Regions from separate parts of the Mus musculus genome. Here regions 1, 2, 3, 5 and 6 are each linked to region 4. A link is a loop called in an ENCODE intact Hi-C map of the cell type or tissue named here. Cell type or tissue: left cerebral cortex. All regions are shown on one strand. Region 1 overlaps Hivep2 (human immunodeficiency virus type I enhancer binding protein 2). Region 2 overlaps Hivep2 (human immunodeficiency virus type I enhancer binding protein 2). Region 3 has its middle 84 kb from the start of Gm51759. Region 4 holds the start of Gm40603 (a long non-coding RNA gene). Region 5 has its middle 69 kb from the start of Gm40603. Region 6 has its middle 74 kb from the start of Gm51759.

Region 1 (5,000 bases), 270 kb after region 4:
CAGTCTCCCCTATGTGGGAAATATCATTACCAAATCTAGTGAGATACACAGCAAGTGACTCTTGCTATGTAAATCAGGACAAGACAGAATTCTGAGGCAGTTTCTGTTTGAATTGCACTGGCACTTCTCAATAGAGACCATCTGTAATAACTCTCCCTCACTGAACACCCATGAAGGATGCACAGCTTTGGGCTCGTCCTGGAACGTACAGAACCATTCCATACTCCTTGGTGGCTAGCTACCACTGTAATCTTCCGTGTTCAGGTATCCCCTACATTTAGAACTGCCCCAGGGGACCACCAGAAGTCAAGAGGTTCTATGTGCAATAGCATGGCTTCTAACAACGAGCTTGGAGCTGTGGTTGAAACAGGGTTCAGGTGAGTAAGACTTCCCTTGCCAGACTGATGTCTTTGGGAATCCTGCTGCCAGGCCTAGACTAAAACAAGGTCAACAGTGCATCCCCCAGAGGAAGCTGTTCAGCTGGCTGAGTTGGTTTCCCTGAACCAGGCCTAGAAAACCCTTCTGACTAACAATAGACCTGGCAAGGAGCTGTTTGTTGTCTTCCTCCACGCAGAGGGGTGGATCTTCCTCCCAAGTGACAGGCGGGGTACAAACCTGCCTCCAGCAGACACCAGAAGAAAGCACAGCTAAGCCTAGCAGTCAAGGACAGCCCCTTGTGGGTCAAAGGCAGAGTCTCGGCCTCAGGACTAGGGCTATGGAAATGTATACTGCAGACAGGACATCCCTCCTGGCACTCACTGTGAGTGAAGCCCAGGCCACAGCAACAACAACCTGGCCAGAGGACAGCCTGCACTGCACATCAAAGCCAGAGGCCCTGGGAGGCTGGCCTGCAGCCAAAGATGCTGGGAGCCTCTTGGGGAGTGCACTGCCTGGGACAATAGGGAAGGGACCTGGTAGAATCTATGAATTCCAAGCACTGGGGAGGTCTTCTCAGAGATCCTGCCCTCTCCTGTCAGAGCCGTGATTTAATCTCTTTGAAGAAATAAAAAAGGAAAAGAATATACATTCTCCAACTTCTCTGTTTGAAAGACAGACACCACAATGCAAGCTGAAAGCACTCTGGTCCCTATAGCCTGCAGCCAGTGTCCAAAACAATAGAGCTAAGTGAGATGTGGCGCCCTCCTCCTCCATCTGAACATGGGCTTTAAGTGAGGGGAATAATCTCAAACATTTAAATGCAAACATCACGGTAGCGCTGCTACAGCCTCCCAGATATTTCCCACCAATTCTGTTTAATTAAGAGTCACCTCGAATGTTAATTATAACCTGACAGCTGTATGATCTGGCAGGGCACAGCTCGCAGGTCCCCTTTTAGGTAACAAGGGTTTAAGGTGAGGCTTCGAACTCTGGCTCACAAGCATGACACAGGCTCCTGCTTGAGAAGGACCTACTCAACAGAAACAGAATTAGCTGGGGACTCAACTTCGGCTCACAGTTTTAAAGGTAAGCAAACAGGAGACTGAACCGGAAACAGACCCCTGTCCAGTACTAGGGTTCTGTGAACAGATCAATCTGGGCTGGAAAAGGGCTTTCAGTACAAACTTGAAGATCTGAGACCCAACCCCAGGCGCTCCACACATATAACGGCAGACACCCATTGCTGGGTGGCCTTCTGTCTTCTGGCTAGCTGGTTTTGTCTCATGGTTGATCTCTGGGTTCAGAGTGAGACCCTGACTCAAAAAATAGGGTGGAGAGTGGCTGAGAAAAACACCTACTGTTGACCTCTAACTCATACACACATAACATGCATGCACTACAAACCTATGAAAGAAAGAAAGAAAAAAAAAAACTTCCTTTCCATGGTCTTGGTATGTGAAGGATGAAGGCTGCCACCCTTCAAGATCCTTTCAGACAGAACAAACAGCAGAGACTCTTGCAACCTTAAAGTGGGTGGATCCCCTGTGAGAGGCTCATTAGAACAGAGAGGGCCTGTCAGGTCTCTTTCGAGAGGAAATGTATGCGAGTTGAGGTCACTCAGCGCTAATCGGGCCTGTACATCACGGCTGTGAGGCCAGCAGCATAAGCTCCATTAAACAAGCAGTTTATCATAGCTCCGCCTGTCATCCCTAATGGCATGCTGAGGGAGGAATAACTTCCAACTCCTTGCTAATCCGGTGTGGGGATGCCAAGGTACAGTGTTTTACTTGATTGCATAAAATGAAGAGCTATTTTCAGCCTCTGAATCACCGTCCTGGCCCCTGCATCAATCCTAAAGCTGTATTACGATCCTTTCAAAATCTCTTTTCTCTTCCACTTTCACTGATGTTGACATAAGCAAGCATTTAAAGAAGTTGTGGTAAGCCTACAAAACATGAAGCTGCTAGAGGGAAGAGGACAGAAAACACAAGTTGACAAATATTTACCATTTATAGTGATCACTATTACAGTGACAGTGGGCAGCCAGCACTAAGCAGAACTCCAGGTCCCAAGGTCACAAGCGATTTTGTTTTAGTCACTCCTGAAGAGGGCTTAGAAGAAAAACATAACAGTAATGGAAATTTTAAAGCTTCTAACTGATATAGGAAGAACCCTCGCTATTTCTGTGATTATTCTCCTGGGACTTGTACTGACTGTTCGAAAAACAGGATGTTTTGTTTGTTGTTCCTCATAAAAGACAGCCAAGCCAGTATCAAGACTCAAAAACCATCCAAGTTGCAGATCCATGTAAAGTTTGGAGATATTCAAAAAGCCAAATGGAATTTTTACTCATGTATTTAATTTTTTTTTCTCTTTTGCTCAACGTGAGATGACCTCGGGAAGTGAGTTTCTTGTTATTATGGATGCCAAAAGGGAAAGACGGTTACATAAGGGCACTTTGCACCCTCTCCACATCCAAGCTCCAAGAATTCCACCCTAACTACAGCTGACTCTTCATAGCTAAGGCTTCATATTTTTAAAATTAGCTCAGATTAATGCATTATAACTAGATACTGGGTTCACGTAGTCTGAACAGGCTACATCCAACCAATGAGGACTGATGGCTTTTACTTTTTATAAAACCAGAAAAGACATGGCTTTATTATCTGAATGCTTAACAAATTTTACTGCTGAAGAAATACAATTTGATTCCTATTTTAATCTCTGTGACATTCTGAGGACCCCAATAACAATTCTCTCCTGGAGTTGCTGCAATGTACAGCAACTGTGATGAAACCATTCACACAAAAAAGATGAATTTAACAGGACTGGATTTCAAGCTGACCTAAAGTGAGGATAGCCACACACACCGAGTGCTATCTGGACCTGGAATGGCCTCTTGATGAAACTTGAGTTTTCCTCCAAATACTTTCTTCTACACAATGGAAGGATGGGTGCCCCCTCCCCGATCCTAATGCACAAGAGAATGTAGGCCAAACGGGGAGGGAGTGTACAGCGCAGGCGGCTCAGCAAAATGAAGCAACTGGTTGGCTTCTGCTTTCTCCAGGCACTGGTTTTACAAAGGGCCTGGAGAGAATCAAATGAAAACTGCCTGCTGCTATCATCCCATCACAGGTCTCCATTCAAGCCCATAAAGGCCAGAGGACACTCTCCCAAAGTTCTACAGGCTACATTTAACTAAAGAGCCTTGATGATGATGATGATGTGTGTATGTGGTTTATATGTATAATTTATATATGTTTGATGTATTTATGAGTTATATATCTATAATATGTGTGTGTATATATGTAACATGCAATATATTAGATACCATTTTATGTAACATATAGAATATAAAGTAAATATGGAATATATAATATATAATGTATAATGTATAACATGATATATAACATGACATATGATGTGATATATGTATAATGTATAATATAGGATATATAATGTAAAATGTATAATTTAGAATATAGAATAAACATAGAATATATAATATAATGCATAATATATAGTATATATTATGATGTATAATATAATGCATGGTGTAATATATATTATGTAGAATATATATTAGGCACTACTTTAATATCTAACTATTCCAGTCTCTATACCTGACTATTTCTGTCATCTGTTAGTCTTTTACGCACTGTGCTATGATATTGAAAGGTTACAAGAATTATCTTTGACCTCAAAAAAAAATCACATAATCAGAGTAAGTATGAGAAGTACAGGCTTTCATGTCACTGTAGGGTCCAAGGAGGGGTAGATGGCTAGTGTCAGGAGAGGTCTGAGAGAGGAGACTCTTAGCATTCATCAGCCCACGGTTGTCAGAGAGACAGAGAGAAAACCCAGTGTGAAAGGAAGTCTGTTCAGTTGGGAAACAAACTCACACTGATGTGCCCTCGGGCATATCTGAGGTAGAAATGTCCAAAGGGAGCAGCTGCACTTCTGGGTATGGAACACGGCGGATATGTGTACATATACAACATGAAAATCCAGCTGCACAGAGCGAGGCTCAGAACAATGGGCCCTGGGAGAACACTTCAGAAACGGCAGGCTGTGAGAGGTCCTTCTGGGGGCTGAAATTTGGTTTAATTCATAATGAAGACAGGTATGTGTAAGAGGCATAGAGCTCCAGAAACAAAGGAGGGAGAGTCAGCGATCATGAATACAAATCCGAATCCGCTGACATCAATCTCCAGCTGCCACGTGCCCGTGTAGCTGAGCTGCAGAAGTAGGAAGTTATTGCGATATCAACTTAGGTGGTCAAGAATATGGCGTGTTAGGAACCAGCAGTGTGGTAGCTGGGAAAGCCCTAGGGCCTGTTTTATCACTTGCTTTTTTTTTTTTTTCTTTCCAAGATGGAAGTGATTTCAACATTTTTCAGTTTCCCATGTTGAGAAGTCTTTAATGGAAAGACCTGAGGGAAGAAAATAACAAAGTCCTAACAAGATTTTACAAGATTAAATTTTGGCCACAGTGAAGAAATAATTATGACTTGATTGTGTTAAAGTAAAACTTCAAATTCTCAACAATTAGCTAACCACTAATATTGATTTATGGACCTCGGCAAGCCTTTAATCAAAGGAATACGCTGTTCAGCCATGAAA
Region 2 (5,000 bases), 180 kb after region 4:
CTATATATACTCATACTCCAGAGAGGAACTTATTTGGGCTCTCTTCTTCTGAGTAGGTTTGTAATCTTCAGAGCAGATTTCTAGCTAGGAAGTTGGAATTGGAAACAATCCCACCTTGACTTTGGTTTGCAGAAGCCATGAGCATCTGATGTAGCAGACCAGAGCAGGATAGGAGACAATGGTAGGAGCTTGGTAAGGCAAGGGAGAGGGATTGGTCCTTAGGAGCTTGGTACAGGCAAGGGGAAGATAGGTCCTTATGACACACTTGTACTCAGAGAACAAAAATCTGAAAAGTGGATATTTCATCAGATGAACCCTGTGGAGCTCCCAAGAATGCACTGCTAACCCTCAAATTCCTAGACCTCTGCCTGCATACTCCCAAAGGCTGATAAGGAAATTCCACTAATGATCAAGAGGACACTCTTTCCTGGTGGAGTCTTCCCAATGGTGTATAATTGGATTTAATCATTTACTTAGAGTATTATTTTGTAAACTTTACAGTGATTGGTGGACTTGCAGTGTGCCCTAAAATCAAACTTTTACATCTTTCCTCCCAGGAACTTCTCAGTAAGCTGGATCATGCTAAGGGAGAAGGGTATTTAAAGAGCAGTATCCTTATTTCTTTAGATATACAGATGTTTATGTTTCCTCTCTCTATCAAACTTCAAATGAGGCATTAAAGACACATAAATACTCTCCTAATAAACAGATATTTGAAGACCCTGACTATCAATACTTCTGTCAAAAGAGCACAGCTTAATATTGTGGGCTACAACTGAGATAGGTATATGTCTCCCTACCGGATTATCACAATTCATACCTGGCTTTAATTGTCTGTTCTCATGTGTCAGGACAGATTACTTGATATTAACATTAAATGTGAAAATGCTAGAAATGAAGTGGGTTGATGAGGGGCTGTCTACAAGCTACCTTAGACAGATCCGACATGCAACATGAAGATTTTCACCGGATTACAGAATAATAGAAATAAAAGTCGAGCAACCGTAAGTGAAACATTTCTGTGTAAATCAGCCTCTTAAAACGGATATTGGAAAACGACAGGTTATCTCAAGGCAGGTCTTTGCTGGATGAGATTAACTCTTGAGGTCTGAGAGTAAGACTTGCCTCCAATGCTGATAAATACACAGAACAGAAGCTATCAAGTCTCTATGTATAATTAATGCAGCTGTGGATGGAGGGGGCCCACCAGGGAGTCTGTGGATCTCTACATTATTTATACGCTTGAAAGTGACCATGGCCACATATTTTCTTCTCAGTAGCTTCCCTTGCTTATCCACTGACTCTCACATATTGCCTTCCTGAAGAATCTCAATATTGTTGCAAATATTATCTAGCCCACATAAATTTCCAACATGAAGTAATAGCCATCCAGGCACTTCTAAGCCACTTCCTTCAGAGACAACCTGCCTGGCCCTCAGTCTGTAGCTCTTAATTAGTCATAAAAGGAGTCTCAGAGTCTCACATACATCCTTTGATCCTGGACAGGAAGGAGGAAATATATCTCAGGGGGGTTATATTTGCACAAACAAAATACTCTTTATGGTTGGTGAAAGTGAGTTACAAAATAATACTCAGAATCCTAAGTAGCAGGAAGTTTCCCTGAAACCTTTCCCTCTCCAAACAGCAGCAGCAGCTGCAAAAGCCAAGCTCATACCTTTCGTTTTGAAGGCAAAATTACATAACTTGCATACATAAGGCCGAACATCAGTATGAGTGCGTATGTGTTTTTTGAGCATACTTGGCTTCTTACAGCGAATTCCACACTCTTCACAAATATACTTTCCCCGTCCACGTCCTCTGACATACACATAATCTTCATTGGATTTGTACCTATTTGAAGAAGAGGCAGACCACTGTGATTTTAAATACTCTTAGCATGTGATATACCAAACCAAAAGCTAGTCATTGCCTGATGTCAATTTCTATGAGGGTCTTTTCCAATTATTCACCCTGACTTCTACGAACCCTGGGAAGTTTATATAGCAAACACTTGAGACAATCTATGTAACAGAATTATTGCTGTATGCAAAACTTTATTCTATGTGGAATAACAGATTTACTGATGGAATATACAAATGTCCCAATAGGTTAACCTAAGTCCGGAGAGATACAGACCTGGACCTCCCACTTGTGGGCATAGTATAGCATCCAGTCAAAGAGCATCACTAAATGCATACCAACATTTTAGAATAACCATGCTTCGTGCATAATCTGTTAACATGACATCATCTATAATATACGTATGGAGACATTTTCAGAAATAATCCTAACTGAGAATAGAAATCTTCCTTGCAAGTTTCTACTCTATTTTTACAACCCTGGTACATGTGTGCCTCTGAAATTTCAACTTAGCCAAGGCTAAGCTCTGCTCCCCAACTGTTGTCTACAGATGTGATCTGTTCTTCCCAGGACCATGAAACTGTACTCATGTGAAGTTTAAATTTCAACTGGCTTCTTGAAAGCAGCGTTGCATAATGAGAACTAGAGATTCTGGGATGAAATTAGTGTTTGTTTCCTGAAAGATTGGTCTGAAAGTGTACCTGAGGCCATCTACTGTCATGAACTGGAGATGAAAGTCTTGATAGAAGAGGAGATACCAACCCATTGCTCTGTAATCTCATTTTGCTTAGAAACCGACAGCACATGATAAATCACATAGATTTTGATTATCACACAGTAGACCTATACTGCACAACTGAATAAATAGTACAATCCCTTACATCACTGCAGGGCATATGACATAGTTCCCATGTCATTGTGGCAAAAAAGGATTTCTGAAGGTTCTTTGTATAGCTTCCAAAGGTTGGCTAACATGCAAAAATCTTTGTTCACTGTGGAATTCCTAGTGGTATTTAGACCTAGAGCTTTGTTTTGTTTTATGTTTTTTTCCCATTCTAAGAGGCTTCTGACTATGCCCATCTCTAGCTAATACCCCCAAGCAGACACAAAAGCGAATTCAAATTCAATTGTCCAATTTGTAGAAGGCTTTTCAAGATGAAACATCCCTCCATGTGTTGGAATATCAACTCTGCTACGGATAAAGCTTCATCTCAGCATGTTGGGCATTTTGGTCGGTACTAATCAAAGGGGAAGATGAGAACCATCAATTTTACATGCCATTTCCCCTTTCATAAAACACCCCAACTATGGCTTGGCCTTAAAACTTGTTTTCTTCTCATGTTTGCATTTTATAATAAATCAGAACACATCCTCAAGACGCAAAATCATCCTTCTACATTCAATTTCACTCTCTGTTCCTAAGAAGGATGAAATTGCTTAAGGGGATATGATGATTTTACAAAAAGCCAATATTCTTCAGGAAAGGTTACTCTAGCTTTATCAATACTGAGTTGTACTGGCTGGTTTTGGGCATTAACTTGATACAAGCCAGAGTTATGTCAAAGTAGGGAATTGCAACTGAGAAAATATCTCCATAAGGTTTAGCTATAAGGCATTTTCTTAATAACTGGTAGATGGGAGAGAGAGCCCAGCCCATCGTGGGTGGGGTCATCCCTGGGCAGAAGGTTCTGAGTTCTATAAGAAAGCAGGTTGAACAAGCCATGAGGAACAAGCCAGTAAGCAGCATCCCTCCATGGCCTCTTCATTGGCTTCAGTCTCTGGGTTCCAGCTCTGTTTGAGTTGCTTTCCTGACTTCCTTTGGTAATGAACAGCAATGTTGAAGTGTAAGATGAATAACCAATTTCAATTTCCTCCACAACTTTTTTTTTCCAGTCATGTTGCAGCAATATAAATCCTAACAAAGACCAGTTGGTTCAAGCATAGTGGAATATTGCTGTGACATACCTGACCATGTTGTGGGGACAATTGTGGAAGGACTTTGGAATTTTTGGTTAGAAGGGTCACTAGATGTTAAGAGTTCTGTGGGATGTTCTATAGGAGCTTAGGAGATGCAAGGCAAAGGATGGAGACCTGGCTTAGGAAATTTCAGAGGGGGTTTGAAGACTCTATTAGAACCATTTGCTATCTCGAATTAAGGTTCTGTAGTTCTGGTAGCTGGGGATGAAAAAGCAGCTGTGATTAAAAGATACTAGAATTACTAAATCAAAACTTTGCTTTGTTTGGATACTTGATGCTGGTCAGCTTGAGCTAAGAAATTAGCAGTGATTAAGGAGAGACCAGTATCACTGAGATGAAATCTTCTGGGTAGTGTTTCCTGAGAGCACAAGTGCTCCAGAAGTGGCCAAGGTTGTACCTAGTGCTGGCAGCCAAACTTGGTAATGAGTACGAGTTACCAAGGTAGTACTGGTTTTGAAGCCATGAAAGGGTCATGGAGAACCACCAAGGCCATGTGAGAAGCCAGGAGAAGCCATTGGTGAAAGTGTAGTATAGAAAGAATATCTTATGTCTGTATGCATGTGGCACCACTCAATAGAACTGATGGGCTATGGCTTAGGCAGGAATTAGGAGGTGGAACATCTAGAAGGAAAGAGAATTCTGAGACAGAGCCAGACACAGTAAGATTGGCCCAGGAAGACATGAGGAGAAGAACTCATCATGCCTGATCGAAGGTAACCAGCCACACCGCAGAATGTAGGTTCAAATAAATGGGCTATCTTAAGTTATAATTCTAGTCAGAGAGGAGCCTAGCTATATGTCCACAGTATTTGTAAATATATTTTGAGTCTGTGTCTTATTTCTGGGAACATGGGCCTGAGAGGAAGAACCAGGACATAACGTCTACAGTGCAGGCCAGTTGCAGCAAGGGACCCAAGCCCTTTGGAGCAACCTAGAAGATTGTGAGTGGATCCCAGACACTGGCTGATTGGAATTTGGGTTTGTCTTGATTTTATTATGCCTGTGCCCTGATTTTCCCTCTTGAAGTAAGAAAGTATTTTACTGTAGCCCACAGTTGAGAGACTTTGAATTTTAAAAGACTTTAAATTTTAAAAGGACATTGGCTGTTTTAAAGGGACTGTAATTTTAATGTGTTTGAGCTTGTTTGTAAAGACTGTAGGACT
Region 3 (5,000 bases), 110 kb after region 4:
GGTCACACACAGTGAGCAGTAGAATGTGTCTCTGTTAGAAGAGATGTGATCAAAACCAAGAGCAACAATAAGTTTCTACTACCACACAGCATAAGTAGACATGGCAATTTCTTAAGGGTGCTGTCCTTTATATGCAAATAGCCCAGGGGATTCCTTATGGTTTTTTTTTTATGAACCATTTTCCTACATTCATTCAGAAGATGCTTAGTTTTTAATGATTTAAAAAAATTTTTTTTGCTATGTTGAAAATAGAATCCAGGGTCTGGGGTACACTAGGTGAGTGCCCATGACTGAGCCCCATGCTAGCCCTGCCCTGTAAACATCTCTAAACACTCCCTGCATGCCATACACCAAGGATACAACAGGGAAGTAGTAACCAAGGGACCATGATACCATGGGGCTTCTGTCCTACAAAAAGAGACTCCGAGCAAGGAACACCAAGGGGTTCTGAGTAAGCTGTGACGCAGGACAAGAATCCAAACCTCATCCAGTGACAGGAGGGAGCTGCTGACTGATCCTACATCACTTACGTGCTGTGTGCACTTTGAGTAGAGTAAGGGAGCTGGACTGCTCTTCACACAAAGTAGGGCACAACACCTGGCTTAGGTCAGTATTCCTGAGTGTGACACATTCCTGTTCCCGCGATGCAAGAAACTCAAAGGACCAGAGCCTGTCATCTACTTGTTCATCACCATCCCAGGGCTTAGTATAATGCCTGAAATAAAAGAGGTTCTCCACAAATACTTATTAAATTACCAATTTTTAAAAAAAGAATATCACATTGTGGCTTGTATTGTAAAGGAAATGAACAGGATCCTGGGAAAGAAAAGAAATAAGAGGAGACACAGGAATGCCATGGAGGGAGGGACACAGGAAAGCCATGGAAAGATGGGACTCAGGAATGCCATAGCTAAGAAAAGTATCTTTGTGAGGAGCTAGGAGGAGAATTCTAGAAAAAGTAACAAGTCCAAATGTACTGTGTGAAGAGATGCTTGCTGTGTGATGGTCATTGGTGTCCCCACATATCCTGCGGTGCCACCATTGCTGCTTGCTGCTTTTCCTTGTCTTTCCCATTTCATCTGTGTCCCTACAAGGCAGTGCCTGGTTGTTCTCAGTTGGACTATCTCTCCAGCCGAACACCTCCTGTAAGCAGGAGTGTTGAAATGTAGGCGCACAGGAAGTGGTTCCTCAAACACTCCCACTTGCCAAGGGACCTGGCAAGCTGCCATGTCATCACTCCAGGGTTCCCACGCATCTCTCCTTGCTTCAACTCCTCGAGATTTCATGTTCCTTCCTGGGGACAGCTTGCGATTTCCAGAACATGTTCTTGTGTTTAAAGGAAGAGGTTGGGTTTTGGGATCATAAAACTCACTTCTTGTGAGAGATTTTTATATTCTGTCTCCATCCATTGAGACCATAACTCTTTAGAAATGGTGACATGTTTGCAGAGGAGATCTGTATTTATCTTCTAGCAATACATAAAGCGGACTTCTCTCTGTTTTATGTTTGGGACCATGTGGAGCGTAGAAGCATTTACCTGTGACTAGAAAAACAGGAAAGAGCACAGGCTTTGGACTCTTGCGAGAGGTAATTAAGTGGTCAGGAAACAGATGTGCCCAACTAGAGAGTGAGACACTTCAGCCTCCATGATGCTATTTCCAAAATTGTCCCCTCCCACCATCTGTCTTTGCAGATTTGCGGTTTCCTAGCCGTGCTGGGGAACATAGTGAGTGATGGCTCTGCCATTCTCCCATAACCAGTGAGAAATAAAGGAACAAGAAAGGCTCTTCATAAGAGCTCTGGCTTCATTGTCACACATGCGTGAATCCAGGGTGCATTTTTCAGGTTGGGAAATACAATTCTTTGTGGGGCAGGTAACATGATTACATCGCACAATCTCTTCTACTGGAAGGCTGCATCAGTTCCCTGTGTTCTCAGTGAGAACTCGAAGGATGCTCTTGAGATCAGGGGTTCTAGTCCCAGGGATAGCCTTTTGTGCTGGCCTCAGCATCCTTGCATATTAAAAAAAAAAAAGGCCTTAGGCCTGGTGTTCAGCTCTCAAACATTCCACGAATCGCTTTAACAAGCACAGACTTGCGGGTGCTCTTCTGGCACTCCCAGAGAGGAATTTTCCCTGTTGGGGTTGTGTTTGGGGAGTGCTGTTTGGTGTTGCTATATCAGTAGCGCATATCTAGTGCACATATCTCACTGTGGCAGATCCAGATGGGATTACTTTTATTATATTGTTAAAGGAAAATATGTGTACACATATCTACGCAAACACATAGGCACACAAAACCGACCCTTGAGTACCACTAGACCGATGCGGTGGAACATCTTGCTCACCTGAAACAGTCCAGAGTCACAATAACTAATGACAATTAGGCTGCAGGTAGAACTAGATGATAGCCTGCTGTCTAACTTCAGCTCTTTCCTCACCGAGGAACTGAGGAAAGCCATGGTCAGACCCAGCTGGGCAGATAGTTCCCTCATGATGCTGCTCTTTCTCTTCCCAGAACAGGACAGGACCTTTGCAGTACTCTGGACCAGTGTACAAGTGACGTTCTTTAAAGACTGATTTGGAGAATTTGCTAGTGTCATCTATGATTTCACAGCATCACACATTAAAGTTCAGCGTCTTCATCAGCCGTCTTTATATAACTCGTGCTATTTCGAGTTCTACTTGCGAATGCACAGACTCAGGCAAACGCAAGACTGTGGAGAGCCTGGCTTGTCTCCAGGGCCCACTCTCCAATGTGGAATCACTGCCACTTGCCTGTTACAAAATACCTTCTTTTCCTCTCCACACAGCTATGGAAAGGCTTTCCGAGACCACCCTGACTGTTGGAGAGAAAAGGACATCTGAACTGAGTGCTGTCTTGAGAATTATCCCCACTGTGTGGAAACCATTACCCCAGGGGTACATCCTGAGCCTCAGCGGCCAATGATCCCAGAAAGATAGCAGCTAGAAGCAAAACCACGAACTTGGTTCACAGAGATTTCTTGGTGCACTGTCACTCTCCCTTGTTGCATGTATATCACACCATACTCTGGGTTGTGGAGAGATTTGTCTTCCTTAGCGGTAAGCACTCCGTGATTCACTCTTTACCAAGAACTAAGGAAGAGGAAGTTCAGCAAATCCTCCCCTTTAGGAGTTGGCCCAGGATTATGTAAGTGGGTTGAGAGGAATAGTAGAAACAGATGATTTTAATTCACCTCATCTGTTCAGTACCTGCAGCGCAGATGCGGTGTTTGTGAGCATTGCAGCATCTGTTTCATTATACTGTTACCACATCCCTAGACTCTTTCGGCGCATTAGCCATCTTCAAATTGTCTTTCTGAAACATATGTATGCATTTATATATTCCCTCTGCGATGCCTTATTGAATATGATCAGGCAAAATACACCCATTTCTGTGAAATGGTAGAAGCTACTGCGTGTTTCTTTTTAAAACATCGAAAGACATCCTATAATTTTCTTCAATGGGTCTCCATGCCCTTTCCTTGAAAATGTGTGATGTCATTCATTATCCTTACCATCTCCATTACTTTTATTATGATGAGAGTTTAATGCAGGCGATAGGCATCATCTGTCTAAGGTACATATAGCTCTACATAATCTAGCCCAAAGGGTTCCTTTTTAGCTCTGAAAAGGAAATTGTCGTTTTAGCACATGCTATGTAGAATCTTGTTGAGATGCAGCACAAAGGGAACCCTATTAAATCAGGAACCAGCATGCACACTCTGCAGAGGCCCCTCGGTGGAGGCTCATTGGATGATTTCTGCCCTCTCAGGCCACCTCCCCATCTACAGTGTTCTGTGGGACACTGTAGGACAGCATCAGTGCTTGGTGGGACAGCCGACAATCAGAGCGGTGTCATAATGACCACTGCTATGCTCTGTGGGCTATTCTTGCCTTAACATTTCTTAACTCTTAGAATACTTCCTGGTCCTCTACCTCCTCTGCCTATAAAGAGTGAAAGGGGCCCTCTCATGAGACCACCTATTCCTTCCGTTCCCACCCAGTAGAATAGTATTTACAGTGAGCCTAATTTTTCTTATGCCTTTCCAGACCGGACTACTGGACTTCAGAGAGATAGAGAATGAGCCTATATTTATGGGCTTTTAAAGAATTATTTATTTATTTTATTTTTATGAGTACACTGTAGCTCCCTTCATGCATGCCAGAAGAGGATATCGGATCCCATTACAGATGGTTGTGAGCCACCATGTGGTTGCCGGGAATTGAACTCAAGACCTCTAGAAGAGCAGTCAGTGCCTTTAACCACTGAGCCATCTCTCTAGCCCATCTCCTAAGTCCATGGAGTAATGTTGTTTATTCCACAGTGAAGGGACAAGCATGTGAGTAAATGAATGTAGAGAATTTTAAATAGTGTTTCAGTATATCATTTTAAGAGAGCACTTATTAAATAGTAGAGACTCAATAAGTACTGCATTTTGATAATTCAACGAGTCATATATTTTTGATGAGCCGAAGTCATCTTCCCTGCATCTGGGTAAAGTATTCAGTAACAGACAAGAAGAACTCAGTCTCTGTTTAGATGAAAATAAAATATAGCACTTTGTCCTATATTTTAACCTGAAAATTGTTATTAATTTATCCATAACTTGCTTTGAGAAGTGCACAAATGTTCAGCGATTCCTCTGTATTTGAAAGCTCCAAGAATGACATCAAAGTATATTTTTAACACTGTAACATAGAAAAAGTTGGCTGTCTGCTATGGCCCCTGCTGAGGGTCTCTCTCCTGACTGGGATCAGGAACAAACACTGTCTTTGTGTCATCCAGGTTGACAGGGAGGCTGCAGCGGACTCTCACCTTGTCCGAGACCTCTAGCCAAATGCCTTCCCTGTTTCTTCTCCCTGTGCTCTCTGCAGAGGAGCTAACTTCAAAATTGCATCAGCCGGCTCGGCTCACTGTTATTTCAAAGTGATGCTCACACGTGAGAAAGAAGCCTGTGGCAAGCCTTTCAAAGTACTA
Region 4 (5,000 bases):
AGGTCAAGAAACTTCTGCAAACTTTGGTGCAGTTCTACAGTTAGATGTGCTTTGAACGAATCTTTGGGACAAAGGGGAAATCACAAGGGGGAATACTTTCTCACATAGACACATATGACTTTCTCACAATGTGACTATCACTGCCCTGAAATTCATTTTAAATGCTACCACTGCAAACATTTTAATAATTTAAAAAAGCTGTCATGTTTGGCAGCCACAAGCGTACCATGTTGACAAAGAGAGGACTGGAGTGTCTCTAATCAACTATTTGGATCACAGAGTAATTATGCAGAGATAATCCCCAGGAAATGGATGAACCTGAAGGGCAAATCCTGCCACCAAGGATGGAGGGAGAACCCCAAGGAAGCCTCCCATGCACTGAGCTGCTTCCTGGGGCTTGGAAGAAGGCAGCTGCTTCCTCTGGGGAATTCCAAAAGCTCTCATTCCCTAAAAAAAAGAGAGAGAGAGAGAAAGACATAAAGTCTGAGAGCTGCCATTTGTCTGGCAAGTCTCTCTTGCTACTTAGCCAATTTAGATATCCCTTTAGAATCCTTGGGAGCCTTGATAATACTGTGCATTGAGTATCTTTCCTCTTCCCTTTGGTAATGCACTCGGCTCTGAGCTAGGATGAAAATTCAGTAAAATTTGCTCTCCAGGTTCCCAGCTTGGTCAACCCAGCAGTCTGCACGTTTAGTTTACACATAGGGACCCTCCTCAAGAACAAGGAATGTAACCTATGCCTAAAACTCTTTCTTATTTGAAGCGCTCAAGGTGTGGTTCTTATTAGGCTCTGAGAGAAAGGGTAGGGCTTGATTCAGAATGTGTCTGAAAAGGGCACTAAGAATGGCTGGTATTATGCAGTGTTGACTGCATTGGGTCACATATGAAGTCATTGTGAAGTTAATGACCAGGTTGGAATCCTGTCTAGGCTGGAATATTTGAGGATTTGTTTACTTGCTTTGGGGTTTTGTGGTTACTTTATTTGTTTTCTAGCTATACATACTTATACTGGGATATTATGGGATATATAATAGCATATGGGATATTATCATGAATCATCGCCAGACTCTGTGCTTCTTGCTAACAAAATGGGACTTAAAAAATCCTCATAAATACACATTTTCTAATATTTCTTTTCTCACAAGCCCAGACTGCTCCAATTTTTTTTTTTTTTGTGAAGTTGGCTTTCTCACTACAGCAAAAAGCACTCACTCCCCATTTCTTGCTTTCCTCCTTCCAGCTCATGGGCAACACATCCACCGAACCCTCTGTGTAGGCCAGTCATTCTCCAGTCTTTCACAGCAGGGTCACCTCAGACATATGTGTGCTCCTGAACAGACCAGTTAAAGGGAAGCCCCAGCTCCAGACTTCTGCTGGGTGATACGAACCGCAAGCATCCATCCTCAAGGTCCCCCGCAGCCATCCTAGCATATGTGAAGTCACCCTAAAGACAAAACAGAGATTATAAAGAAGAGAGAACCAAGAACCCAGAAATGAAGCTGAAGATAAAACAGTCGAGATCCCCAGTCACCTCTGTTTTGACTTGATATTATCTATTCCTTCCAATAATTAAAACACAAAAGGTAGTTGAATTTTCTTTTACAGGAAGAACTACGGATGCCCTCATTCCTTACAGAACTCAGTGAGACTGTCACGCAGGATCACATGTAGGGACTGGACAGAGCCACCTTCTGTTCTTTTCCTTAGATTGGGATGAGTAGTGGGGAAGGACAGAAAGTTGGCCAAAGGCAGAATGACGTTCCTTGTTTAAGTCTTTACACGTATTCTACTTCAGAACACACCTTTTCCCTGCCAGGATCTGCAATCAGAAGAGTTCTATCTTCTCTGACTAGCTGGAGTTTGGTTTTTGCTAATTTCAACCTAAAGAGCGCTGATGAAGGGAGACTACTGTCAAGACAGCTCTTCTGAAACGAAAACATGTCCGTGAAAATGTCTAACGCTAGTCTATTAGTATTGTTAGTCCAACCCAGTGGTTTACTCAGCTTTGTCTCACAGAACTGCTTCCAGATGGAGGCCAGGTGCACATATCTTTCCTCCTCCCTCTCTGTTTTATGAACTAGGCTTCTGGGTGAGATACTATTTGAGTAAAGGGGCCATTGCTAAGAGTACTTGAAAACAACTGGCTTATTCAGGAAATAACACCCAAGGCAGTCTTTCTTCCAAGAGCCCTAGATGGACTTTTTGCAGAGACCTGGGGAAAATATATCAGTGTAGTGCCGGCAGTGACCGCCAGAGGGAAATCGAGAGACAGTGGAGACCAAGGCAGGATACCAAAGGTAAATCTAGATTTACCAAAAGTATCTCGAGATTTTCCTTTGCAAGTTGTATTTCAAAGGGCTGACTGAAACTGCTTGCCCCCTCCTAATTTTTTCTTAATTCTGCTAATAAGAATTAGTACTAAAAGAAAAAAATTTTTAAAAAAATTAGTACTTACGACACAGTGTGAATGTCTGCATTCAAATACAGCGAGAACAGACTACAGACAATATTCCTGTGCCTCTGCTCCTGGTCTTTATGTTTCTTGGCATGTTTTATCCAACTGCCAATTTATGTATATCTGCTTATTTGTTTGTTCTACTAAAATCATCGCTGTGGAAAAGAAGGGAGCCAACATTTCTCTTGACCTGTATGCCGCTCTTTCAGATTTTTGGTCGCATCCCATGTGCTGACCCAAGGCTTTTCCTGATGGAACCCATCCTAGATCACTAAACACCCCATGTCTCTCTAATAATGAGGAACACATATCTGTCGCTCAGCTTTTCTGACCAAACATGCCAATACCAAGGCTTGCAGATTTCCTGTAACTCCAGACAACTTTTTTCCTGGATGCCCTTTCCCAGCTTGGAAACCAGAAGCCACCTGGCCTGGATTCTACTTAAGTGAATAAAGGCCTGTGGTTCGAAGGGCCATGATCCAGGCACCTGGCTGCCCCTGTGTCACAAGGCTTTTGAGCAGAGTAAACACTTGATCTAACTCCTGACTGGGGCACAATGCTGTCTCCTTTCCCCTTGGCTCCCCAAGCCCCCATTAGTCACTTCCTCACAGAGACCATTTGCTACAATCCTCCGTTGCCTCAGCCGCATCTATTCTTGCTGCTTAATAGTCCATCGGACGATCTGGTTGTCTTTTCAAAAGCTTTTTATGTTCCATCTTCCCAAAATCATTTCCACTTTGCCAAATGATACTATTTTGAATAACAGTAAGTACATGCTAGAAGTAAATTATTATTCTAAAACTGGCTTCATCAAAATAGGAGCAGATGAAAAAAATGTAAATGGGTCTAAGCTGAAGGGTCTGAGCCAGGGAGGAGAAGCAAGAATCAACTCAATTTCTAGACTGGATCTGTTTAAGACAACCACCTGCTTCAGAATTATCGGTACTGGTGAAACACACCAAGTTCTGGGCCTTGAGTCTCTATTTCTAAATCAAAATCTATAAGTGTAGAAATAGACATCTGAATTTGAGCATGCTCCTTAGCAGCAATATGTAATGAAATATGACACTCTGTTTTCTAGATAAGCCATGCCTGATAAACCTTCTGATACAGCCTTCCTGCCAACTAGAAACATTCCCTAACTATGGAGGCCAAAACTTTTGGCTCTGAGCACTTGCTAACTTAATACTTATCTTTCAAATGACTTGGACCAAATGCCTGGCAAGTGGTAACTTAAGGGAGAAAGGGCTATTTGGGTTCATGGCTTGAGGAGATACAGTCTATCCATGAAAGACACAGTGGTGATCTGGGGAATGCAAAGTATGGCTTCCTGTCAGTGGGACCTTGTCACATCTAGTTTCTCTGATCTCGGCAGTCCAAGAGGCAGAAATCTGAACGCTCAGCTGGCTTTCTCCTTTTCCATCTGTATTCAGTTCACAGCTCCAGACCATGGACTTGCAGTATGTAATTATTAAAAAAACAATCGACACTATCACCAGCTACTCACCGGAAACAGTGGTCTCCCCGCCCCCATGGCCATCCCCAAGTGGCAGTCCGCCCAGTTTCCTAAGGTTCACTTGCCCCTGAACCACTCATACCTTCCCAGGCCATCTCCCCGCTGCTAGCCCCTGAGGCTAGCCCTAAACCACTAGCCTCTTATAATTAAGGCTCCACAGGCTTGTAATTTATCAGTCACATTTATAGAACTTTAAATTCTCAGCCCTCAAAATGCCCACACAAAGAACTCAAAACTCAATTGATACTAATATAAGCTACCCCCTAGATTGGACAAATGTGTCTTGTATTATTCTATTGCTCTTCTATAATATCCATAGCTATCTGTGCCAATTTCAAGCCTCTTGGATCCCGTTCGTCTTCTTCCTCCCCCCATCCCCCTCCCTCTCTCCTCCCCCTCTCTTTCTTTCATTTTTTGTTTGTTTTTTTAATTGGGTATTTATTTCATTTACATTTCCAATGCTATCCCAAAAGTCCGCCACCCGCTCCCCCACCCACCCACTCCCACTTCTTGGCCCTGGCGTTCTCCTGTACTGAGGCAGATAAAGTTTGCACGACCAATGGGCCTCTCTTTCCACTGATGGCCGACTAGGCCATCTTCTGATACATATGCAGCTAGAGACACGAGCTCTGGGGGGGGGGGTGGGTATTGGGTAGTTCATATTGTTGTTCCACCTATAGGGTTGCAGATCCCTTTAGCTCCTTGGTTACTTTCTCTAGCTCCTCCACTGGGGCCCCCCAATGGAGGAGCTAGAGAAAGTTCCCCCTCTCTTTCTATGTCCCTCTTGGACACAGACTGTCTGCCTTCTCCTTGCCCAGAGATTGGCTTCTTGTCATCTTTATTATCCAATCAATTAATTAGGGGACAATTCCACTACATCCACTCACCTTCAAGGTGGGTTTATGTTCCCCCACTCCTTTCTGGAAACATCCCCACAAACCTACAAAGATGGGCATCACTAAAGTCTGGGCATTTCTCAGTCCTAGGATGCTGTTCTTGTTAGTGAATCCTATGTAAGTGGGTGGATCC
Region 5 (5,000 bases), 70 kb before region 4:
AAGAAGAAAGCAAGCCAGAGCTGATTTTCCTGGCTCCAAATAGTCCAGGAAAGCTTTGCAACATTTAGTGATCAACACTTAAACCTAACAAAAATAAATTTTCTTAGATTATAGCATGATCTCATGCGAGGGTATCGATAAGCTAAAATCTCTTATGAGAAATGGATTCATGGAAATCCTGCATTTAAAATAAAAAACAAAACACAGTTTTTGATCACACAACTTATGATGTTTCCTTTCTGCCAAACTGCATGGTTCCTTGAATCGTTTTATAACAAATGAGAGGAAACATACAAATCCAAGGTCAAAACTATGCTCAGATTACATAGAACTTTAGCCCCCATCCAATACAAAGCACCAATTAGCTATCTTAGGAGTTCTACTGCTGTGAAGAGACACCAGGACCAAGGCAATTCGTATAAAGGAAAACATTTAATTGGGGCTGTCTTACAGTTTCACCAGTTTAGTCCATTATCATCATGGCAGGAAGCATGGAGGTGTGTAGACAGACATGGGGCTGGAGAAAGAGCTGAGAGGTCTACATCTTGGTCTGAAGGCAACAGGAAAAGACAGAGAGCCACTAGGCCTGACTTGATCATCCTCACAACCCAGCTCAGTGATATACTTCCTCCAACAAGGCCATACCCACTCTAACAAGGCCACACCCACTCTAACAAGGCCACACCCACTCTAAATACTGCCACTCCCTATGAGCCTACGGGGACTACTTTTATTCAAAGCTCCCTTGCTCTGCTCTCAGCTTTTCAAAGATGGGAGCAGACAATGTCCAGGTAGATGCTCTGCCTAACCTTGCATGCTTCTACCGGAGGCTGAGGGCAGTGAAGGTGTGTCTGTTACCGTGCTAAGTACACTCCAGCAGCTAAAGGAAGCTCCTTCCACCACCACCCACCATAGTTTTCAAATACATAATAATGCTTTGGGTCTATGGCTGTACATGAACTATGCTCAGCTCTCCAAGACTTAGTCCCATCACTCTTTACTTAATAGTAGTGTTTATAGAGGTAATTATCCCTAAACAAAACAATAAATACACTAGAGATTTCAGTGTAAGCCCTCGGAGTCCCTATACAAATACAAGGAAGCTTCAGGTCTTTGCCAACCACGGTTGGTACAGTCTTGACCCACAGGAGGCAGAAACAGGAATTGCACAAGGTCAAAGGCTGCCTGAACTGTACAGTGAGAGCCAGCATCACAGAAAACCAAACGACGTAAAACCCTCCAGGGAGGGATTTCAACTGTGTGTCGCCCACTTGAGGTGACTTTTTAAACAAATGACAGACATTTGCAGATGAAGAGGAGAACTTAAACAGGGAAACTTTTCATGAGACTTGTCGTTATTCCCTTTTGCTATAGAAAGTTCAAGACAAGAGGCTCGGCAATATGTCACCCAGGCTTCCACGGCATGTTCCAGATGCAAGGTTGCCTTATTGGGCTCAGCTTTGCACATAGGACTTCTCCTAAGATTTTCACTTTGTCCTTTTTGTAGTCTACAGTTTCTGACACTAGCATGACCTTTCTCTCTTCCTTTCTTAACACCTGCTTAAGTCACACTGGCTGTCACTGTGTCCCCCTCCCTGCCTATATGTCTGCCTCATTTCCTGGCATTCCCTCACACCCCGTGTGACCTTTGCTTTCATCACATTGTCATGTCCTTAGTGTCTAAAATTATTGAAAAAACCTCATTTACCCATGTACACTCTCTACTCTACCATTCTATAAATAGCATATGATTTGATAGTCTTGTCTTAGGATAATAAAAACAGTAATAATATGTCCAGCACAAAACAACTTCTGTAACTTGGAATACAGCCCTTGGTAAGGATGATCAAAACCCTATCTTCCATTTGAGTGCTGCAAAAAAACCAAAAGCCCTGCACTTCACGCCAAGTGCTTATGCTAGTGTTATAGTTAAGTAGTTCTCAACCTATAGGCAGTGAACCCCTTTGAAGGTCGAATGACCATTTCATAAGGGTCGCTTAAGACCATTAGAAAACAGATATTTGCATTATGATTCACAAGAGTCATAAAATTACAATTATGAAGTAGCAACACAAATAGTTCTATGGTTGGGAGGGTCACCACAACATGAGGACGTGTGTTAAAGTGTCACAGCCTTAGGAAGGTTGAGAACCACTGGTCTAGGATAGCCTTCATCTCCAACGGTTTGGTTTAACCACAGTGGCAAAGTCCCTTCTTCAGTGGTACTTTGCCCCAGAAACGACAGCGGATAAAATCCGGAGAAGCCTCGCTTGTCAGCAACCTGTCTTCCAATCCTTAATCAATGGGAAACGTCTGGTAGAGAAGATATTGCTTTAAAAGGACAGCAGTCTAGATAGCTAGAGACACCTGGGTTTGTTTCTTCAAAGGTTTGGGGAGCTCACTGTGAAACACGGACTGCATCCTTCCATTCCTGCCATGGCTATATGAGTCCACTGGGTGACGCCCTGCTCCCTCCTTCAGCTCCTTCAGCCTGAAGGCAAACCATCTAAAGACCAGGCACTCTCTGGATGGTTGGGCTGTCTCTGGTGAGGGCACGGACCTTGTCATTTCTCACGGAATAGTAAGAGGATTTCTTTTATAAGACAATGAAATGATACTATCCCTCACTTTGATTCTCTAAGTACTGTTAAAGTAATACTATAACAAACAGGATTCATCACCTCAAGGATATCAATTTCAGGCAGGCGACTGTAAATATTTACATCACCAGCAGATGGCACTGTCCTATTAACAATAGACTAACAGCCCTAGACCACAGCGTTCTGCATCAATCCTGCAAGGTTGGTGATGCTAGATACTGCACTGCTCAGCTCTTGCGTGGGGTCAGCCTTGAAATCTTTGATCAAACAGCCGAAATGTTTGCTCCGTGCTTTTGGTGAACGCGCATGGTAAATGAAGAAAAGAGAAATGTCCAACCTTCTCTTTAAATTTCATTTTGCCCTTCCCTACTTGCTTAAAATCACATTTCTGAGAGAAAATGTTGTACTGAAAGGAAGAGAAACAAAATACGGCTAAAACTCCTTTCTTTTTCCTTTTCTTTTTTTAAATTGAAATAGATTCTTATCTCATACAATAGATCCCAACAAAACAGTTTCCCCTCCCTTCACCCATCAAGGACCTACTCCCTTTCTTGATCCCTTCAGAAAAGACCAGGCCTCTAAGAGACAATGACCAAATATAACAAAACAAACTACCTCAGACAAGGCAAAAGGCCTCACAGTGAGGCTGAACAAAGCAACCCAATAGGAAGGTCCCAAAAGTAAGCAAAAACGTCAAGAGATACACCTGCTCCCACAGTTAGGGGTCTCATAAAAACAAGCTAACAGCTCCATCGCATACACAGAGGATCTGGTGCAGAGCCACACAGGCCCCAAGCTTGCCACTTCAGTCTCTCTGAGCCCTGCTTAGCTGATTCTGTGGACCACATTCTCCTGGTGTCCTGAATTCAGACCCTCTGACTCTTACAATCTTGCCTCTACTTCTTCCACTGGCTTCCCTGAGCTCTGAGGGGTGGGACATGATGGAGACCCCCAATTTAGATTCTCTCTCCACATACTGTGTCTGCATCCACTCCCACCCGCTGCCAGTGGATGCCTCTCTCATGATGCCTAGAAACGGCATAGACCTATGAGCACAGCAGAATCTTAAAAGGAAACATTTCTTGAGTTTTGTTTCTTTTCGTTTTATTGTTTATTTTTATTTCGTTTGGTTTTGGTTTTGGTTTTGGCAAGTCAAGTTGGGTTCTACCCTAGGTCTCTGGACTATCCAGTCTCCAATTCCTGACCAGTGTCCTTCACGGGGACCCTCTAGTGGAGTGGGCCTCAAACTAAATCAGACGTTAGATGGCCACTCCCAGGAGTTCTGGGCCACCCTTGCTCCAGCACATTTTGCAGGCAGGACAGATTATAGGTCAAAGGTTTTCCGGTTGGGTTGGTGTCCATATTTCTCTTTCAGTAACCTGAAGAGTACCCTCCCACAACAAAGAGACTAGAAAGTCAGGGAGAAGGTTCCATGGAGGAACCAGCTCGACCGCTCCGTGTTCACTGAGCTGTGTGAATGTTCAGTGCTGCTGTTGTGCTCAGCACTGGGGCCCTGCTGTCAGTTTGCAGAGAGCAGCCCTCTGTTTGTGCATCAGCCTCAGTTGTTTGGGAGTCTCCCTGGGACCCCCTCAGCCAACAACTAAGCCAAATGCAACCTGGTCCTGCCATAGTTTTTTATTTTGTTGGGTTTGTTTGTCTGTCTGTTTGTCTTTCAATGTGCTTTTATTTGGTTGCAGTTTGCTGGGGGTTTTGTTGTTGTTGCTGTTTGTTTTGGTTTGGTTTAGTTTTTCTTTTCTTTTCTTTTTTTTTTTTTTGGTGCTGTTTTATTTTGTTTGCTTGGTTGGGGGATTGTTTATTGTATTTTAGTTGAGAAAGAATTGAAAGTTGGGTGGATAGAGGGGGATGATATGGAAAAACTTGGGCGAGGGGAAGAATATAATCCAAAGACATATTTAAATTTAAATTTTGTTTTAAATAATAAAATATATAATAAATTTAAAATGTTTTTGATGATGTTGGAAATTGAGACCAGGGGCTTGGTAGAGGCTAGGTAAGCACTCACTACCACCTCCAATTAAATGATCTCCATTTAGTATTGATTTAGAAATAAGGTTCTCTTAAGTTATTCAGAATGGTTTCAAATCCACCATATAGGCCAGGCTGTCCTCAGAATTGCAGTCCCATTTCTTCAGTCTCCCAAGTAGCTGGAATTACATGTCCTTGCCACCAAAGTACCTTTGGCTTTGATTGTTCTATTCTAGCTCTATATGAGACTTTTTTGGGAAAAATAGATGAACAAATTAGCACTATGCTTGTGTGTGTGTTTGTGTGTTTGTGTGTGTGTGTGTGTGTGTGTGTTTAGTCTTTGCTTCTAGTTCCTGGTAATCATTTCTAAACTAATTATAAAATCATTGCACACTGTCCTGGATAACAGTAGTC
Region 6 (5,000 bases), 120 kb after region 4:
TGTGTGTGTGTGTGTGTGTAACAATAATAATCAAAGAGAAAGAGGTCACAAATATGAGAGGGAGAGGACATGGGAAAGATTGGAAGGAGGAAAGGAAAAAAATAATGCAATTATATTTTAACTAAATTTTTATTTTAAAAATTGTTTAAAAAATATAGATTCCCGGAGGCATGAGCGCCTCTTCGTGGTTTTGAAAGCTAACCTGGGGAAGAGGAGTTTGGTACCTTACCAGCTGTGACTTCAGAGGGCAAACAACAAGGAGAAATTTTGTATTTGGTAGAAAGAAAAGGTCCTACTAATAGAACTATTTAGAAGTTAAATATGCTTATATGACATTTAAAAGTGGTGCTGTAGAAAAAGTAATTGACAAATGAAGATCACTCTAACGTTAAATTATACTCAATATGCATTTTCAAAATGTAAGTGTTTGTACTTTTGCTCTCAACACATGAGCAGATTCTAGAAGATGCAGGAACATCATCCCAACTGTCAGTGGGGCTTGACTCAGGGACAGTGGTAAAGAGAGTCCCAATTTCAATTTTACACTTCTACGCTTGGCTTCTAAAATTATAACAGTGAAGGCAAATTATTTTTCTAACAATAGAAAATGCTTTACAACAAGAGATGGTTGTACTCTTGACTGGAGATACTTAAGTAAAGTTGCTGGTAACTCACAGAGATGCCAAAGGAGGAGGTTATAGAAAGGCAGGTACTATGACTATTCTATAGGTACTAACTCCCTCAACTGATACTTCTGATGGTCAAGACAATAATCTGGTAATTAAAATAACTATAGTTTGTTAGCAGACTCAGAAATCATCTGCTCTGCCTATGAGTGCCAATATTGACAATGCTGTAGATAGTAAATGCAATGCTGGTGGGATTGCAAGCTGGTACAACCACTCTGGAAATCAGTTTGGTGGTTCCTCAGAAAATTTGACATATTATTTATTACCTGAGGACCCAGGAATACCACTCCTGGGTATATTCCCAGAAGATGCTCCATCATGAAATAAGGACACAAGCTCCACTATGTTCATAGCAACCTTATTTATAATATCCAGAAGCTGGAAAGAACCCAGATGTCCCTCAACAAATGAATGGATACAGAAAATGTGGTCCATTTACACAATGGAGTACTACTCAGCTATTAAAAAGAATGAATTTATGAAATTCCTAGGCAAATGGATGGACCTGGAGGGCATCATCCTGAGTGAGGTAGCCCAATCACAAAAGAACTCACATGATATGTACTCACTACATGGGCAAACAAGAGATGCAAGTTTAGAACAGCCAGTTCACTCAGTGCTACAGGAAACAGCCTGCATCAGCATCTTCCTCAGTCAGGCTTCACACTCACACACTTGGTCTCTGGTCTGGGACACACACTCATCCTCTGAATTTTCACCCTGTGATCCACACTCATCTCCTCGATGTCTGGCTTATGACACACATTCACTAGATATCTGGCCTGTGGGATAGCCTCCTCCACTTGGTCTGTGAAACGCATGTATCCACTGGATGTCTGGCCTGTAATACACACTCACTGGGCATTTGACCTGTGATACACACTCATCCCTTGAGTGTCTGGCCTATCCCTCAGCACCACAGCCCATTTCTCATGGTAGAGCTCACAGTAAGCATCTTTCACAATAAAATGACCCATCACAATGAAGATTTAAAAAAAAGAAAAAGAAAAAGAAAAAGATTTTCAAATCTCTCTTGACATAACTTTATCTTGAGTTGAAATTTTCACCTTTAGTTTTCCAAAGTATGTAATACTTTTTCTTTAATAGTGTGTGCTGTTTCCGTAACACTTTGGTTTGTTCTTTCTCTGCTTGGGAAGTCTGGATGGTCTCACACAGAGTGTTTATGATGTGAACTTCAGTAGAAGTCAAAAGAAGAAGAACCCTTGGCCTTAAGGAGGCTCTTGGGTAAAAGGTCCAAGGCCAAAGAATATTTATCATGAATGTTACAAGATGCCAAGTTCTCCCTAGTTATGATAGGGAGAGTCCCTTTATGATGCCCCAAGACCATCCCAACCCTTTGTCCTCTGCCCCCTCAGATTCAAAGTTCACTCTTTACAAGGAGATCAGACATACTTCTGAGACAAAGCCTACAGCAGAAAGCTGCCCACTCACTTTACAGAGATCTCCTATATGGCCTGCACTGTGAGGGACTCAGAGAAGGAACAAAATGGTACAAAAGCTCATTTGCCTGCAAATAATAGATGAAAAAAAACTACCCAAATAATCTTAAGGTAATATATGGCTGGCGATGAGCCACTCACTGCTACAAGCAGTAAATTCTGCTGGTAAATTCTTCTTGGGTTCTGAAAACTTAGCTAGCAACCTGAAAGTTCTTGAAATGAAATGAATTCGGGGAACCACTGTACAGTGGCTGAGGACTCCTGGAAGGGTTGGCGGAGCCACAAAGGCCCTGCATGAGGGGAGCCACCGCCATGCATGATAGAGGAAAGAGTCATCCATGGACCAGCATCCTCTACCTCCCTTGAGACTGTAATAAAGACACAGAGGTGGAGGGCCCATGCAGAAACAATCAAAAATCTATACGTTCACCAGGTCCCCTGATGATGGCAGGCATGCTTTTTAAGTCTGATATACTCTGATTTACCCAATGACAGCTCTGCCTCCTTTTTTACAGCTTGGCCCTGAGCATATCAAGGCAATTCCCTTCTTAAACAAGTGTAGCCTGAAACTCTCACAGTTGCTAATCTAATCCATTCCTCAACTTTAATCTATTTTTAATTTATCTCTCCTCTAAGTCTCTCATTCATCAAAGAGGGTAATTAAGAATGGACAGATTTTCAGTATTAACCCTGTGACCCAGGAAATATTAAGCATCCCACACTAGGGGGCGCAGGAAGACAAAAATTTGGGATCATCTAGGCTAGGTCATCTCCAGAAGAAATTTCCCAATGGCATTGCTTGGAAGAATTGAGAGTTATTAGAGATTATCTTTATCCTCATGAGCCAGGTGGCCCCCAGAAATTTGCCTCTTTTTTCGTGCTCCACCCTAAGACATTGCCTGAGACAGGCATTCAAGTGACCCACAGGTCACAGGGAAGGAAGAATCATGGCTTTTGTCCAAAGTCATACCCTCTTAACATGTGCTTCATATTGAGTCAGGTTGTACAGCTTAGAATCTTTGACGCACAATGTTCTTTCTTTAGATTTCCGAATTTCCAACATTTCAGATGGCCTCTTCTTTAAAAAAAAAACTATTAAAAAACAAAAACAAACAAACAAAAATAAACAAACAATAAACCCGTATGGCTGTGTGCATGAGGGTGAAGAATCCAGAGATGACACTGGCAGTTATGGCTAAGTTAACTAGACAGATTCATGTTTCCATCCTGTAAGATTCCTCCTCTCTCCTGGGAAACCCAGTCCTCCTGTATGCTTGTGCTTCACCTGGTGGCTGGGAAGGCTAATTTACCAAATCCCCAATGTCTTAATGTTTGTCACATGCAAAGTAATCACACACACACACACACACACACACACACACACACACACACAAACAAACACTACTGCCACATCTGGACAGGGACTTACAAACTAGTTTTTGAAGTCACTGTGAGATCTTCAGCATTGCAACAGGCTTCGGACACCTAGACGTTTTGATCTCAATGAGGGCCTTTTAAAAAAAATCACTGTGAGTGAATTTATTCCTCTTCAGGCTCTACCCCCAAGTTTTAAAGTTTTGATTCCCGCATTGGTGTGAAATCCTGCACTTAAAACAAATTGGAGCCCACTCCAAAACAGAATTGAAATGATTTCAAAGAATGACAGAAAAACATTTCTTTTGGCAAGGGATGACAGGAAGCCAGAAGGGATGGAGAAGAAATGCAGTGGCGAGCGTAAGCAGTGAGAGCCCTTCTCCATATGCGCGGCCATCAAAAGAGTCTTGCAATCCCGTATGTCGTGTTTGCAGGACACAACTCTGTCTGTTTTGCTTTTTGATGACTCTTTCTAACTCAGCCCCTCCCTCCTGTCCTTGCTGCATCCCTCTCCACTCCTGTGATATTGAAAACTGCTTCTTATAAGGGAAAAAATGCAAGGGACCAATGTACAAGTGAGAAGGCCCAGGGGTAGGTACCATGTGCTGCCAGTCCCACAGGAATGTGGGTCACCATGACAGTGATTGGCACAAAGTACAGATTAGGTTTCTTTTGCCTAAAATTTGAAAGAAATAATTTCTTTGGGCTTCTTTTTGTAACAAATGTTGTGTGAACTATTTTATGGCGTGGTTCCATGGACCTAAAATGAGAGTGCCTGTCGTGCACACCAGCAGTGTTTCCCATTTCCACTGGCCTCCCACCAGAAATATATTCAACATCTATGGCTTTATTAATAGTATTATTACTAATTACCATGTGGGGTGTTCTTCCTGCATATATGTCTGTGTACAGCATATATACCTGGTACACACAGAGGTCAGAAGAGGCGTTTAGATTCCCTGGAACTGGAGTTACAGATGGTTGTGACTCACCAAGTAGATGCTGGGAATTGACCCTGGGTCCTCTGGCAAAGCAGTCAATACTCTTGACGTTGTTGATCCATCTCTCCACTCACTCCAGCATCTCTGGCTTTATTGTCATCAGACAGTATTAAAACCATTCATCCAGTGGGCTTCTCCTCTGCCATTCTTGCTTCAGTTCAGGGTGTAATCCATTGACACTGAACACACAAAGTAGGGGTCTGATAAGTTATTTTATGCTCTCTCTATATACAGACCCCACCATGCCCTTTACATCTGGGAGAACACTGGTGCTATTTGGCTCCTCCCTCAGTGCTGAGAAATGTTAAAGTTTTTATGAAAGGAAGACACTCCTTCCCAGTGAGCCAAGAACACAGTTTAGCTCTCTCACTTCTTTAGCAGTTTAAACTCAGTTTTCATTAGGCAAATTGTTCGCTGCTGTTAATAAGAACTGTGCCCGCTTTTTCCAGAGTGGTCATATATGAAACTGAAAAGCT

Evidence for each region. Peaks named below come from ENCODE experiments on the same cell type or tissue, not always from the same donor. Only the 100,000 strongest peaks of a DNase experiment are listed, where the experiment ranks them.
Region 1: a loop joins it to region 4, with 3 times the contacts of the local background. A loop is called at or near these places in 3 of 42 quality-filtered maps.
Region 2: a loop joins it to region 4, with 2.8 times the contacts of the local background. A loop is called at or near these places in 2 of 42 quality-filtered maps.
Region 3: a loop joins it to region 4, with 2.6 times the contacts of the local background. A loop is called at or near these places in 13 of 42 quality-filtered maps.
Region 5: a loop joins it to region 4, with 6 times the contacts of the local background. A loop is called at or near these places in 16 of 42 quality-filtered maps.
Region 6: it touches region 4 in a loop (3-fold over the local background); 6 of 42 quality-filtered maps call a loop at or near these places.

What each region holds. Positions count from the first base shown.
Region 1 is chr10:14,052,881-14,057,880 of GRCm38, reverse strand. All of the region lies in intron 1 of Hivep2 (human immunodeficiency virus type I enhancer binding protein 2), which reads right to left. Among named protein-coding and RNA genes, the nearest start is that of Gm51759, 72 kb to the left of the region's middle. In left cerebral cortex, no CTCF peak of the experiment used is centred here; DNase peaks (open chromatin) are centred at 566, 821 and 2,160; H3K27ac peaks cover 3,435 bases.
Region 2 is chr10:14,136,236-14,141,235 of GRCm38, reverse strand. It overlaps Hivep2 (human immunodeficiency virus type I enhancer binding protein 2), which reads right to left. Exons shown (of 9, transcript NM_010437.2): 6 at 1,676-1,851. Among named protein-coding and RNA genes, the nearest start is that of Gm51759, 11 kb to the right of the region's middle. In left cerebral cortex, no CTCF peak of the experiment used is centred here; a DNase peak (open chromatin) is centred at 2,374; H3K27ac peaks cover 814 bases.
Region 3 is chr10:14,208,346-14,213,345 of GRCm38, reverse strand. No RefSeq gene overlaps it. Among named protein-coding and RNA genes, the nearest start is that of Gm51759, 84 kb to the right of the region's middle. In left cerebral cortex, no CTCF peak of the experiment used is centred here; DNase peaks (open chromatin) are centred at 2,092, 2,697, 3,120, 4,952 and 2 more places; H3K27ac peaks cover 5,000 bases.
Region 4 is chr10:14,318,955-14,323,954 of GRCm38, reverse strand. Gm40603 (a long non-coding RNA gene) reads right to left here and starts at 1,524. Exons shown (of 2, transcript XR_871462.1): 1 at 1,389-1,524; 2 at 1-447. In left cerebral cortex, a CTCF peak has its summit at 2,255 (motif pointing right); a DNase peak (open chromatin) is centred at 2,242; H3K27ac peaks cover 170 bases.
Region 5 is chr10:14,388,929-14,393,928 of GRCm38, reverse strand. No RefSeq gene overlaps it. Among named protein-coding and RNA genes, the nearest start is that of Gm40603, 69 kb to the right of the region's middle. In left cerebral cortex, a CTCF peak has its summit at 2,499; DNase peaks (open chromatin) are centred at 2,498, 2,710 and 3,282; H3K27ac peaks cover 425 bases.
Region 6 is chr10:14,198,433-14,203,432 of GRCm38, reverse strand. No RefSeq gene overlaps it. Among named protein-coding and RNA genes, the nearest start is that of Gm51759, 74 kb to the right of the region's middle. In left cerebral cortex, a CTCF peak has its summit at 2,863 (motif pointing right); DNase peaks (open chromatin) are centred at 2,886 and 3,952; H3K27ac peaks cover 609 bases.